Regions from separate parts of the Homo sapiens genome. Here region 2 is linked to region 1. A link is a loop called in an ENCODE intact Hi-C map of the cell type or tissue named here. Cell type or tissue: A673. All regions are shown on one strand. Each heading gives the region's core, and the rest is flanking DNA. Links, peaks and the distances in the headings are about the cores only. Region 1 overlaps CACNG3 (calcium voltage-gated channel auxiliary subunit gamma 3). Region 2 overlaps PRKCB (protein kinase C beta).

What was found. Hi-C counts contacts between places; a loop is a spot of excess contacts. Peaks named below come from ENCODE experiments on the same cell type or tissue, not always from the same donor. Only the 100,000 strongest peaks of a DNase experiment are listed, where the experiment ranks them.
Region 2: a loop joins it to region 1, with 4 times the contacts of the local background. A loop is called at or near these places in 1 of 110 quality-filtered maps.

Annotation. Positions count from the first base shown.
Region 1 is chr16:24,317,549-24,320,048 of GRCh38, forward strand. The region is part of intron 1 of CACNG3 (calcium voltage-gated channel auxiliary subunit gamma 3); the gene reads left to right. Among named protein-coding and RNA genes, the nearest start is that of CACNG3, 62 kb to the left of the region's middle. In A673, for the core only: a CTCF peak has its summit at 1,311 (motif pointing right); a DNase peak (open chromatin) is centred at 1,363; H3K27ac peaks cover 916 bases.
Region 2 is chr16:23,861,394-23,873,983 of GRCh38, forward strand. All of the region lies in intron 2 of PRKCB (protein kinase C beta), which reads left to right. Among named protein-coding and RNA genes, the nearest start is that of PRKCB, 32 kb to the left of the region's middle. RefSeq lists an enhancer at 4,367-5,013. In A673, for the core only: no CTCF peak of the experiment used is centred there; a DNase peak (open chromatin) is centred at 5,378; H3K27ac peaks cover 2,273 bases.

The sequences.
Region 1 (2,500 bases), core at 1-2,500:
AAAGAAAAAGAAAGAAAGAAAGAAAGAAAGAAAGAAAGAAAGAAAGAAAGAAAGAAAGAAAGAAAGAAAGAAAGAAAGACAGACAGAAAGAAAGAAAAGAAAAGAAAGAAAGAAAGAAAGAAAGAAAGAAAGAAAGAAAGAAAGAAAGAAAGAAAGAAAGAAAGAAAAGAAAGAAAAGAAAAAAGAAATGCTGAACCTCGGGTCCCACCCCAGACCTGCTGAATCAGATCCTCTTGAGTTATGGCCCAGGAATCTGAAGCCAACCTCCCTCTGACCCCCACTCCTAGGGATTCTGCACCCCCTGAAGCTTCAGAAGTGCTTCCTTGAAGATGGGGTGATGAGAGGTGAGAATTCCAGCCTCTGGGCCTGTGCACTTGCTGGTCACTCAGCCCAGATGCTCTCCCGCTCATCTTAATGTGGCTGCTCATGCTTGGCATTTGGTCTCAGCCCAGATGCCCCTTCTCTGAGAGGCTTCCCTGACCTCCCACTGTGACAGGCTATCCTGCCTCCTTGTTTATTTCCTTCATATGATCCTTCTCCATCTCTCCCATATTCACAAAGGCAGGAGCTTTGTCCCTCAGCATCCCTAGAGCTGGGTATGGTGCTTAACACGTAGGAGGCACTCAGTATATCCTTTTGTATTTTTTTTTTCATTTTTCTTGAGATGGAGTCTCACTCTGTCACCCAGGCTGGAGTGCAGTGGCACTATCTCAGCTCACTGCAACCTCCATCTCCCAGGTTCAAGCCATTCTCCTGCCTCAGCCTCCCAGGTAGCTGGGACTACAGGCATGTGCCACCACACCTGGCTAATTTTTGTATTTTTAGTAGAGATGGGGTTTCACCATGCTGGCCAGGCTGGTCTCAAAGTCCTGACCTCAGGTGATTCTCCCACCTTGGCCTCACAAAGTGCTGAGATTACAGGCATGAATTACCGCACCCGGCCTGTATATCCTTTTTCGAATGAATGAATGAAAAAACAGCAGCTTCTTGCCTAGTGCCCAGACCCTGGGGTCTCACTTCCAGCCAAAACAAGCTACTAGGCTCACCACCCTCTGGTCATACTATGGCACCTCCCAGCGATAGTGGCTCAAGGATAATAAATGTCCTTGTGATTACAGTTCAACAGGACACCTCCTGTTGCAGGTGGGGTCACATGTTACCAAGTAGTTTTGGGCATATTCTGGGTGCTCTAACCAGAGGAAGGGCAGCTGTTAATGCTGTTCCTTGAAGCATGGATTATCTGTGCTACCTACCTCAGGTTGAAGGGGTTGGGGGCTAACTAGTCCCTTCCTTCTACCAGGCAGGCAACCCCACCAGTAGGAGGCTCCCTGGCTGCAGGTAGCATCTACCAAGGCTGCTATGTGGCATCCGGACAAGGCATTAAATAAGATCTCACCACATGGTGAGAAAGCTATTTCCTTTTCAATTCATGGTATCTGGCTGGAATTTAATAAAATCATTTTGTTTTCATTGTGTTTATTTTTACAGTGGCCTTCTATTTACAGCCAGAGATACTCACTTTCCATTTACAGTTGGGTTATAAAGTTTCCTTTGAAAATAAATTTAAGTTAAAAAAGAAACCGGGTTGATTTAAAGAGTGTCAACCTAAATGACAGAGAGGAAAATGCTTCAAAAGAAAATGACGTTTATTAGGGAATAGGCATTGCAATGGGAATACAGGTGCCATAGTGAACTATGCGCATATTTAGGCAGGGAGGTAAAGGAAGACAAAGGTTTTTAAAGGAAAAATCAGGGGGATTGTGTAATTGTTTTGAGATAGTTATCCTTGGCTACAAGGATGAATAACAAGGGTGGTGCCAGTTCGAGGTTGGACAGGCAGTTGCTGGGAAGATGTCCTCGTAAAAGTATTTTTTGTGTGTGTAAGGTTGCAATGGTCTTTGTGCAAAGTTATGGTTTTTGCAAGAGAAGAGGTCTTGCTTTGTCTCCCAGGCTGGAGTGCAGTGGTGTGATCATGGCTTACTGCAGACTTGACCTCCTGGCCTCAATCAACAACAGGGACAATAGGCATGTGCCATGCCTGGCTTTTATTTATTTATTTATTTATTTAATTTATTTATTTATTTTCATAGAGATAGAGTCTTGCTGTGTTGCCCAGGCTGGTCTTGTACTCTTGGCCTCAAGCAATCCTTCTGCCTCAGCCTCCCAGAATTCTGGGATTACAGGCATGAACCACCATGCCCAGACTTGTCAGGGTTATTTTTGTTTGTTTGTTTTGTTTTTAAAGAGAGTCTCACTCTGTTGCCCAGGCTGGAGTGCAGTGGCACAATCTCTGCTCACTACAACCTCCGCCTCATGGGTTCAAGCGATTCTCCTGCCTCAGCCTCCCAAGGAGCTGGGACTACAGGTGCACACCACCATGCCCCGCTAATTTTTGCATTTTTAGTAGAGATGGGGTTTCACCATGTTGGCCAGGCTGGTCTCGAACTCCTAACCAAGTGATCTGCCTGCCTTGACCTCCCAAAGTGCTGGGATTGTTAGG
Region 2 (12,590 bases), core at 3,892-6,391, 450 kb before region 1:
TGGGCTCAAGCAATCCTCACACCTCCGCCTCCTAAAGTGCTGGGATTACAGGCATGAGCCACCATGCCTGACCTGCTTTGGTTCTTAAAAACAGAATATCTGGCGAGCCTAACAAGGAGGCTGGTGGTTCCAGGGTTGGTTTAATCAAAGACTTAACACTGTCATCAAGCGCCTCTCAGTTATTTGCTCTGCCATCCTCAAAATGTGATCAGTGTCTCCCTTCTTGGTCCCAGGAAGGCTGTGATAGCTCCCAGAATCACATACTCACAGGGCAAAGCAGGAAGGAAGGGGACATAGGACAAAGGATTTGTGTTTAAGTATTTCATGTCACATTTGCATGTGGTGCTTGGAGCTGTGGCAGCTATGTTTTGACCATGAGGGACAAGGTTGGCAAGCTGTAAATGGCAGTGTAAAAAGAGGGAGAGGATCTGTCTCCTTCACAATATCCTTGAGCCCCTGAATTCACTAATCTTGATATAGCTCTATCTCTTGAAATTTTGTTTTGTTAGATAATTCTCTTACTGCTTAAAACGTCTTAAGATGGGTTTTCTGTTCTTTCCAGTAGAATGCATTGTATCTCACACAATTTGAGGTTATTGCCTCAACCTACTCTGAATCATTGCTCCTCCCCCTTTTTTCCTGGTTGATTAGCTTCTCTTGAGATTGTGTCTTATCTTCCTGGTTTTTTGTATGTCGGGTAATTTTGGATTGTATCCTGGACACTGTAAGTGTTGTGCTGTGGAGACTCTGGATTCATTCGTATTTCTCTGAAAAGCATTGATGTTTTTGTTTTAGTAGGCCATTGACTTGGTTGGACAGTAGACTGTCTCTGGGACACCAGCTCAGATGTCAGTTCTGTTTTTTATTTTATCCTTGAGTCTTCTTTGGGACTGCCCCATGCATGCATGGTTCAAGAGTCAGCCAGACATTTGGGTGGGGTTTAGACACAGAATTTGGGGCTCTTCTCTCTTGGCTGTCTCTATTATGGAATTCCTTCCTCACTTTCCAGAAGCCGTGAGTGACCTGAAACCTGTCCTCTGGTTCTGTACACCAGAAAGACTTGAGGCTTCATGTTGAAGTTTTAGCTGACAGCAGCTTGCGTTCAGGGGAAAAGCTGTAAAATGACCATTCCCTTCTTCCAAGTTTCAACCTCTCTGCAGAATCTGCTTTCTTTTGTTCACTTTCGAGTAATTTCAGGAAAAAATTTTTTTTTCGTTGAGAGTTTTTACTTGTTACCTATGGAAAGGTTGGGTCTAGCTGAAGCTTGCTTGCCCATAACAGAAACGAGACTCTTTTCTGTCTAACACATGGGAAAACTAACGCCCAGAGAGGTGAAGTCATTTCCCCAATTGTCAGAGGCACTTGAGCCAGAGTGACTCCATCTTGAGTAAGGGCTAGGAAAATAAGACCGGGACTTGCTGGGCTGCATTCCCAGAAAGAAAGGTATTCCTAGCCTCTAGATGTCTACAGTTAAGGGAACAGATTGATAATGTTTACTAAACAGAGCCAGGCTTGGCAGTGTCCAGCTATCCCGATATCTTGAGAACAAAGGCATTCCTAATTTTGCTTTAAGGATAATAATATTGATTATTGCAAAACAGAGTAATTAAGAAAATTAATCCTTTATCACAAACCCTTGTAGCAGAACACATCTCTCCATGATTTTTAAAATCATATATATATGATTTATATATATGATTATATAATATATAACATATATGATCATATAATCATATATATGCATGTGTATGTGTATATATATACACATGCATATATATGTATATATGTGTATACATACATACGTATATATGTGTATATATACATACATATATATGTGTATATATATACATATATATACACATACACACACACACACACACACACACACACACGAATATTTTACCTAGGGTGGACGTGCTCCTTCTCTTACTTTTAGGAACCCCCTACTCTGTCTATGGAGTAACTGTTCTTTCACCACTTTACTTTCTTAATAAACTTGCTTTTGCTTTGCACTGTGGACTCACCCTGAATTCTTTCTTGTGCAAGATCCAAGAACCCTTTCTTGGGGTCTGGATCAGGACTCCTTTCCTGTAATACAATGTCACAGAGCTCTTAAGTGGCAGAGCTTGGGGCCAAACTTAGGCTGCTGCACCCGATGTCCCAGCTCCTCTGCCCTATCTAGCTGTGGATTTGTGCCTCGAAATAGAATTGCATTTTGAATGCAGTTTCATTTTCGTATGGAAAGTGTCTATCCTGTAAATGTAACTGTAGCAGCCCCAAAGCTGAGCTGGGCAGTTTTATGGCAGCCTGGAGTCAGTCTTGTCCGCTTCCAATCAGGGTTCCTGGACTGGCTCCTATATTAAAATTGGTATTAGTAGACAATGTTCCAGGCAGAGTTTTGGATAGAAACTATCCATCAGCACCAAGAATGTGCCTGATTTGGTAATCTTTTTACCAAAGTAAAAGTCAGTAGTAAGTTGTGGTTAAAAGAGAGGAAGTTCAGAGTTCAGTACGTTATTTCTCTCTCTCTCTCTCTTTGTTTAAATAAAAGAGGAAGTTACTGCTCTTATTTTTGTACCAGCCCGTCAGTAATGGGTACAGAGTAAAATCTTAGCTAAGCTGAGGTCAAACTTCAAAACTTAGTAATAAGGATCTCCCTTGTTCCTTTGTAGGGCGACTAACATGAAGGTTCTGACTCTTAACCCATAGAGCCACAAAAAATAGTCCTAGGAAAATCATATGATTTTATTTATTTTAGGAACAGAAATGGTCCCTTCCGAAGTAGAGGCATTTCTACTTCTTTCCTAAACACCATCTCTGCTCAGTGAGCTCTCCCACCCTCAGGTACTGTGTTTCAGGCTTATTGCTGTATTGCTAGAAGTATCCTCACCTTCGAGATTAAGAAAAGATATTTATTGCCGGGCACAGTGGCTCACGCCTGCAATCCCAGTCTTTTGGGAAGCTGAGACGGGAGGATCACTTGAGCCCAGGATCTTGAGACCAGCCAGGGCAGTATAGTGAGAACTCATCTTGAAAAGAAAAATTTATTGAGCTCCTACTGTATACTGGGGATACAGCAATAGGCAAGATAGCCCTTGCTCCTCATGTAACCTACAGATAATAAACAAGATTACAAACAAACAAAATAAGAGGTCGTTCTAGATTATGATAAGTGATGGAAAAGAAAAAACCTGTATCTACTTCTTATAGCAGAGACCTGCATTGGGAGTTGCTGTGATCAAACAGGAAACGGAAGGTGGAGTTTGCTTCTGTATCCCTCCATCCCTGAGTGGAGGCTGGGTGCTTCTCACGACCAGGGCCTCTGAGATTTCTTTTTTTGTTTTTTTTAAATTATTTTAGATTAAGGGAGTACATGTGCAGTTTCGTTACGTGGTTATGGAGCGTGATGCTAAGGTTAGGGTTTCTATTGGTCGCGCCACTCACATAGTGAACCTAGCATCTGATAGGTAGTTTTTTGACCCCCTTCCCCTATGCCCTCTCCCTCTTGGGGTCCCTAGTGTCGGTTGTTTCCATCTTTATGCCCCTGTGTACCCAATGTTTAGTTCCCACTTCGAAGTGAGAACATGTGGTATTTGGTTTTCTGTTTCTGCATTAATTTGCTTAGGATAATGGCCTCCAGCTGCATCCATGTTGCTGCAAAGGACACAATCCAAATAAGCACAATCAGAAATGACCAAGCTGACATTATGACTGATCCCACAGAAACACAGGAGATCCTCAGGGATGACTATGAACACCTCTATGCACACAAGTTAGAAAACCTAGAGGAAATGGGTAAATTTCCTTTGCACACAACCTCACAAGATTGAACGAGGAAGAAATAGAAATCAAGATTTATTTTCTGTTTTGTTTGTGTGTGTGTGTGTGTGTGTGTGTGTGTGGTTTTTTGTTTGTTTGTTTGTTTTTTGGACAGGATCTCATTCTGTCACTCAGACTGAGGTACAGTAGCACAATCACACCTCACTGCAACCCTGACCTCCTGGGCTCAGGTGATCCTCCCACCTCAGCCTCCAGGGCAGCTGGAACTACAGGCATGTACAACAATGCCCGGCATATATATATATATATATATATATATATATATATATATATATATATATATATGTGTGTGTGTGTGTGTGTGTGTGTGTGTGTGTGTGTGTGTGTGTGTGTGTGTATATGTATATTTAAATTTTTATATATAAATATATATCTATCTTTGTAGAAATGGGGTTTTGCCATGTTGTGCAGGCTGAAATTGAGATTTCCTAATGTAAGAAACAGAGCCCCAAGGGGCTCTTCTTGGGCTGGTCGCTGTATTTCATCAGGTGCCTCTGTGTTGGACACTTACTTCCCTCCATTGCATAGATTGGATCCTTTATGCTTAGCCTAGACTCTGCCCTTTGGGATGCAAGGAGCTGAGTGAAGGTTCTGGGAGAGTAGGCTTAAGCCCAGAAGAGGGAGGCCTCTCTCTGGATGTCATGCTAGAGCCTGCCTTTTAGTCTTTGTGTTTCCACTCTCCATCCTCCTCTTCTGGAGTTCAGAACCCCTTCCTGGTCAAATTGCCCCCGGGCTCTATGGGATCCTGTGGGATTCTATCCTTTGAGTCTACCCCACCCTTCAAGTACTTCCTGTCTTTTCACACCTAAGTGAAAGAAAGTAGGATAAGAACAGCAGTTGTTAACTTGATTGATTGTAAATTGCCTTCATTAGAAAATGTTAATTATCGCCCCTGGGAAGGGATTAATCCTTTAGGTCTCTAGGTTACTAGACTGGCAAAAGCCAAGTGTGCCTTGGTTGACTGTTTCTTTCTGAGAGTAAAGAGAAAACATCAGGGGAGGTAGAAACCTCAGTCATGGGGTAATCATTATGGCCATGTTTATCCCCATACACGTATCTTCTGCTGATTCTGGAGTCAGCTAGATTTTGTGACCCAGCATAGATGATATAGTGACATTGTCCTGCTGTGTTAAAAAATTTAAGTTCATAAGAAATGCATAAGTACAATCTCATCAGGATAAATTACACAACATAGATAAGATTGAAGACCTTTTAACTCTTTTGACGTCTCAATTTAGTCCCCTCTACCTTCCCCAGAAGCCTATTGTTTGTAAATTTGGTGTCTCTTATAGAACTCTGTAGCATTCCAAAGTCTGAACTTTCTCCCATGCATATGGCCACTTCCCTGTTGATGAACATTTAGATTCTTTTTTGGAGGGGTTGTGTCTATTACAAACAGCATGGCAATGAGCATCTTTCTACACATCTCATCAATATGCAAGTGTTTCTCGTGTTCCTCGGAAGTATAATGGCTTAGCCCTGGGGTATACACGATTCAGCTTTTAATAGGTTTTGCCAAATGTTCTCCAGAATAGCTGGACCACTGTATACTCCCACCAGCAGTGTGTGTTTCCGTCTCACTGCATCTTTCCCAGACCATGATATTATCAGGCCTTAACACTTTTGCCAATCTGATGGGAGAAAAATGGCATTTAATTTTAATGATCCTTTCCTGTCCCCTTCTCTTCTCTTCTCTTCCCTTCCCTTCCCCTTCCTTTCTTCCTTCCCTTCCTTCCCTTCCTTCCCTTCCTTCCCTTCCTTCCCTTCCTTCCTTCCTTCCTTCCTTCCTTCCTTCCTTCCTTCCTTCCTTCCTTCCTTCTCTCTCTCTCTCTTTCTTTCTTTCTCTTTCTTTCTTTCTCTTTCTTTCTTTCTTTTCTTTCTTCATTTCCTTTCCTTTCTTTCCTTTCTTACTTTCCGAGTCTCACTCTGTCGCCCAGGCTGGAATGCCGTGGCATGATCTCAGCTCACTGCAACCTCCGCCTCCCAGGTTCAAGCGATTCTCCTGCCTTAGCCTCCTTAGTAGCTGGGATTACTGCCACCTCACCTGGCTGATTTTTTTTGTATTTTTAGTAGAGACGGGGTTTCGCCATGTTGGCCAGGTGGGTCTTGAACTCCTGACCTCAGGTGATCCACCGGCCTCGGCCTCCCAAAGTGCTGGGATTACAGGCGTGAGCCGCTACTCCCAGCCACCTCTTCTTACTAGTGAGACTGAACATCTTTTTACATATTTATTGGACAATTGTATTTCATCTTCTATGAATGTCTCCCTCCCCACTTTTTTATAATTTCATATTGATTTGTAATAATTTTTATTTCAATCTACTAGACACTGATCCTTTGCTCGTTGTTTGTGTTTGTGTTGTCTATTTTCATCAAGTCCTGGGTCCTGTGTCACTTTAGTGCCATAAGGGAATGACAGACTCCCTTATTATTGGTTTAGCTCTTGAAGCCTAACAAAGTGTTTCCAAACAGTTCATTATTCCCACTTTAAGGATGTGAAGACTGAGGCTCAGGGTCACAACTTGTGCAATCTTGGGTAGACTTTGAATCTCTGAGCAGACTTAGAAGTAGACCAAACTGCTGTGAGCCACAGGGAGATTATTATTGCTAACTTTTCCCTGTTAGCCAAACACTTCTGCTTGGTCCCTCTAGAGAGAAGTCTTTAATTATTCATCTCTTTCCAAGTAATTGGCGACAAGTCCTGCAGCTGGGAGTTGGAATAAACTTGGTTGCTAAAAGCATCCATCACACATAAAACAGGGGAGATCTGGCTCCAAAGAATGGTAGATGTAGATCTTCCCCTACGGATTTGTTTTCTGAAGATCTCCTTATACACTGACCTCAGCCTTTTGCTGACCTATCCTTGTGAACTGAAGGCTGAAAAAACCAATGTAGCCATGGTCCACATCCATTTATCACTTTCAGAAATGGCCCCTGCACTTTATATTTCTTCAGGTCCTGCAAAAAATATTGAAAATCCTTTACAAATAGAGGCAAGGTCAGGCCATCCCTGTGGGATTTCCAGGGAGCAGTGCACTGACCCGTTTTGCAGAATGGGAAGCAAAAAATAAAACTCAGACTTAGACAGCTGGCATAAGCAAGGACTTCCCTATTCTGAGTGCCAAATGTCAATTTGAAATACTTGAACTTTTATTCTCTGGGACATGTACTGGCATTAGTAAGAATTTCTATTTATTGAGCATTTATTTGGGGCAGGCAGATGATAAGTTATACACATTAATTATCTTATTTGATTTTCACAATGACCTATCAGTTACATAATTGATTGTCTGCATTTTATGGATAAATAACCTGAGGCTCAGTTATTTGACTTGCTCAAGGTGATGTAACAAGTAAATGGCAGAGCCATGATTTAAATAACAAAACGCATGCTCTTAATCACCACATTAATGTCTTGATATCAATTAATAGAACCATTTCCCCTCCATTTTCTCTTTAGTTTCAGAACTGGTAAGAGTTTGTCTAATAAGATTTTTATAAAGTGGTGACATGAATGGCTTGTGGGGATGGAGACTGGGGCCGGCTGCCAAGGGTACCCATCTCACACGAAGCATCAGGTCCACTTGGGTTTGTTTTTGGCTGATTACAATCTTGAATCAAACTTTTCAGTACAGCTGGTCTCCCAAGAACTTTCTAATGTTGATTTGAGCTTCCCTGAATGAATCTCAGAAAATAAGAAAGGGAGAGAGAATGCCTGTGTATTGAGCTTGACCCATTTCACAGATGCCGAAATAGAAGTGAGGCGACTTGCCCAGGGTCCCTGTGGTGGATTGTGTTGTTGTCTCAATTATTTGCTCCCACCTCATACAAGGATTATACATTTCACACATGGCTATGTGACATACATGTCTACTTGCAGAAGGGACACACTTTCCTTCCCACTGATGTGGAGCATTGGCCAATGGAACGTGAGCAGACACAATCTACTCTACATTTAAACAGAGGCTTTGAGAAGCTATTGTGTGGTTTAGCCATTGTTCTTCCCACCTCTGCCACAAGACCAAGAAAGGGCTGTTGCCTCAGCTGCGTCCTGGGATGGAAAAGACACAGGAAGTAGAATCACAGAGCCACAGACAACTGCAGTGACACGTAGCACGAGTAAGAGCTAAACTTCGAATATTGTAAGTCACTAGAATTTTGGGGTTGCTTATTATTGCACTTACCTACCAAAAGCTGACTAATACAGTCATATAGCCAGTAACTTGACTAAGCTGGAGCTTGAGCCAGGTCGAACTCCCAATCCTATCCATGGTCTTTTTCTTATTTCAGTCTTCCCTAATATTCCATTCTAACTTACATCATATTTTCTGTGTCTGTGTGCTGTCTGTCCTTTTTTCTTTTAAATAAATCTTTTTCTACCAAAGATATAGAACAGGAAATAATATTTTTCTTTAAAGAGTCTGTTTTTTCATTTCAACCCATTTATTTTGAAGGAAATTTTATCATCGTATAAATAGAAAAACAGTGTCATCACAAATAATTCATAACTATAAGCAGTGGCTCACGCCTGTAATCCCAGCACTTTGGGAGGCTGAGGTGGGCGGATCACCTGGGGTCAGGAGTTTGAGACCAGCCTGACCAACATGGTGACACTCCATCTCTACTAAAAATACAAAAATTAGCCAGGCATGCTGGCAGAGGCCTGTAATCCCAGCTACTCAGGAGGCTGAAGCAGGAGAATCGCTTAAACCTGGGAGGCGGAGGTTGCGGTGAGCCGAGATCGCGCCATTGCACTCTAGCCTGGGCGACAGAGTGAGACTCCATCTGAAAAAAAAAAAAAGGGTAATTTAAACAATATTATGAAGTTCTAGCTAGGTACTGTTGGCAGACAAGAATCTGATTTTGAAATATCGTCTCTCTATGTTCCAAAAAGGAGTTTGGCAAATATTAGAATGGTGTTCAAAACATACAAGCACCAAACTGATACTTTCTCCTTTGATAAATCAGGAAGATTAAAAAAGAATCAGAAGAACAATTTCTTCCTAGTATGGCTTGGTGTGATGAGTGTCATCTGTATTCCATATAAAATTCTTTCAGATATCACCAATGAGTGATATGTTCATTACAATGGGGGGTGTCCCTTTCTTTGGTTCATGTATAATAACTGGAAACATGTATATAGCATGTGGTATGTGCCAGGTACTCTTCAAGATACTTTAGTTATTTAATCTATTGTCAGATAAGGAAACAGAGGCTTGGAGAGGCTAAACAACTTATCCTAGCTAGAAAGAGGCAGAATTGGGGCTTCAAGTCAGGTCTGTTTGATTCCAGAGGCAACATCCTAAAGCAAAGTTTCCTTCTAACTGCTCACTTGGGACTTTTAAACGAAGCCATTAGGTGCTTCACTTTCTTGTGGCATGCCAGAGTGGTAGCTGCTTCAGGGCATCAGCCTGGGGCCACATCAGGACCTACCTGCACGTAGGTTGATCAGGACCCTGGCAGGGCTGTCAGGTACAGCCACAAAGCAAGCTGTTTCTGACTGTGTTCCCACACTTTCTCAGGCATCCACCCTGGTGTATGAATTTGCTTCTTCTTTATAACAAACTACCTCTAAACTGCACTCTAGTCTACAGATCAGCTGGGCAATGCTGTTGATCTCGGCTGGGCTTGCTCGTGTGTCTTTGGTCAGCTAGCAGGTTATCTGGGGCCTGATTGGTCTAGGATGGCTTCACTTGCACATCTGGCACTTAGATGTGTGTTAGCTGGAGCAATAGGGGGCCTGGACCCCGTGGGTCTCCTTTTCCAGCAGGCCACTTGGGCTTGTTCACAGGGCAGATGGGCCCAGTTCAAAGGGTCTGAGAACACAACGGTACTGCAGGATGAGCTTTGGAACTGCTGCACCGTCTCTTCCACTGCATTCTGCATACGGGCCCTAAACAAGTCCCAAGCCTTCTCAGATTCAAGACATGGGGGATGGGCTGTATCTCTTATGGAGAGAGTCACATAGCAAGGGTGTGGCTCTAGGGAGGAATGAAGAGTGGTCAAGTGCAGCCTGCCATGCTGGCTCCTTCACCAGCCTGTCAGTTATATGAGCCAATGGGCTGAATCATAGTCATCTTTCTCTCCACATGCCTGGCCCGTGAAGGATTTGCCTGCCCAGCAGAGACCGTGGAATGAATGTGTGCTCCAGGCACTCTGCCTTCTCTCTCTTCTTTGACTTCTCTAAGCTCGTTCCTGCCCCTGTCCCCCTCTGTCTCTCTTCCCCAGGATCATGGCATTAGTCGGATCCTTCCCATCATTTTCATTTTAGCTCCAGTATCACCTCTTTGAGCCTTCCCTGACTACCCTTCCAGCATTCTCTAATCCCATCACCTTGTTTTTTTTATCTTTTCTTTTTTTTTGAGACGGAGTCTCACTGTGTTGCCCAGGATGAAGTGCAGGGGCACAATCTCGGCTCACTGCAACCTGTGCCTCCTGGGTTCAGGTGATTCTCTGGTTTCAGCCACCCGAGTAGTTGTGATTACAGGCATGTGCCACCATGCCTGGCTAATTTTTGTATTTTTAGTAGAGACAGGGTTTCATCATGTTGGTCTGGCTGGTTTCGAACTCCTGACCTCAGGCAATCTGCCCAACTCAGCCTCTCAGCCTCCCAAAGTTATACAGGTTTTTTTTTTTTTTTTTTTTTTAAATCTTTTCATAGCATCTGTAACTGTTTAAAATATTAGTTTGACTTCCTTTTCTAGAATGTAAGCTTTGGGAGAGCGGGGTCCTTGCCTGTCTTGTTCTCTGTTACTTCTCCAGCTCCCAGAATGGTGGCTGGCACTCAGGGGGTGCTCAACACACATAATTGTCAAGAACATGCTACATCAAGGCCTGAGTGGCTTTGCCACGGCTCTTCTTGTGACTGCAGGCCTTGGTGCCAGCAGCCACCCCAGTTCCAAGAAATGGTCTCTTGCTGGCCAACTTAGCAGGAAGAACTGGCAGCGTTCCTGTTACAGCACTTCCAGGTGGCTGCTTTTCCCTGAGTCCATGTGGCTTCTCCATGTCTCTCTGTTGGAGTCACAAGTTGTGGAAATTCACTTAGGCCAACTTAGACCAAGAAGTGGAATAGTTAATAGTTAAATGTCAGTCTGGGCAACATAGCAAGACTTCGTCTTTACAAAAAATTTTTAAAAATATTAGCTGGTGCGGTCGTGTGCACCTGTAGTCCTACCTACTCGGGGGGCTGTGGTGGGAGGATCGCTTGAGCTCAGGAGTTGGAAGCTGCAGTGAACTATGATTGTGCCACTGCACTCCAGCCTGGATGACAGAGCAAGACCCTTTATCTAAAAAACAAGAAAAAATTAATAAATAAAAGTTAAATATAAGGTCTCTGGAGGTATCCTGTTTGGGTTCAGATTCTGGCTCTGCCACTTCCTAGTTGGGTCACTTTTGGGAAGTTACTTAACCTCTTTGTGCCTCAGTTTTTCACCTACAAAAATAGAGCAAAGTGTAAAAATATGAACTACCTCACAGGGTTGTCAGGAAAACTAAATTTTGTGTATGGAAAGCACTGATTGCTGAGCAGATGGTGAGCATCTCTGAGTAGGAGCTCCTGCTGCCATTATTATTATTATTATTATTGGAGGTTATCATGTGTGATTGAAGAGCAGGAACTTCAGCTGGGCTTCAGGAGCAACTGGTTAGAAAAACGGAAGACTTGGCCCGGCGTGGTGTCTCATGCCTGTAATCCCAGCACTTTGGGAGGTCGAGGCGGGCAGATCATCTGAGGTTAGGAGTTCAAGACCAGCCTGACCAACATGGTGAAACCCCGACTCTACTAAAAATAAAATAAAAAATAAAAAAAAAATTAGCTGGGTGTGGTAGCGGATGCCTGTAATCCCAGCATTTTGGGAGGTCGAGGTGGGTGGATCAACTGAGGTCAGGAGTCCAAGACCAGGCTGGCCAACGTGGCTAAACCCCGTCTCTACTAAAAACACACACACACACACACACAAAAAAAAAAAAAAAAAAAAGAAAAAAAAAGTTAGCTGAGTGTGGTGGTGGGCGCCTGTAATCCCAGCTACTTGGGAGGAGACTGAGGCAGGAGAATTGCTTGAGCCTGGGAGGTGGAGGTTGCAGTGAGCCGAAATCGTGCCATTGCACTCCAGCCTGGGCGATGGAGTGAAACTCTGTCAAAAAAAAAAAAGAGAGAAAAAAGAAAAAAAGAAAAATGGAAGACTTATCGGGAATGCAGGCAGCTGTGCGATTTCAGCTTCTCTTTGTTTTTGGACCATGGGTTTTCTGGTTCTTCTTTGGTTCCTGCAGGTCTGACTTTCTCCTTTTTCTGTTGATGGTCTTTCTTGGCCTGTGTTTGCAATGGGTCAACCATGTGCTTTCTGGCCATACTTCACACTTACTTCCCAACTGGGACAGATAGCATTTCTTAAGTCTAATTCCAAACTTCTGGGATAATCTGATTGCCCTTCATTGAGTCAGAAGCCAGTGGATAGGGACATGGAAGATGCTATAGCTGGGCTCCACCCTTGCAGGTGAGAGGAGCAGTTTCAGGAAAGTCTGCCAGGCATGAGCTGAGACCTTAAGAGATGTCAGCTAGAATTAGCCACTGTCAGTATATCTGCTTCTGGGTCCCACTCTTCATCCTGCTTTTCAAGGTTTTCAAATATACACTCCTACTCAGTCTCATGAAAATTATTATTTTTAAAATACCCTTTAGCACATTTACCTCTAATGATACTAGATTCTTGCCTCCTGCCTCTGTAAATCACTCGGTCACTTCCCGATCTTAT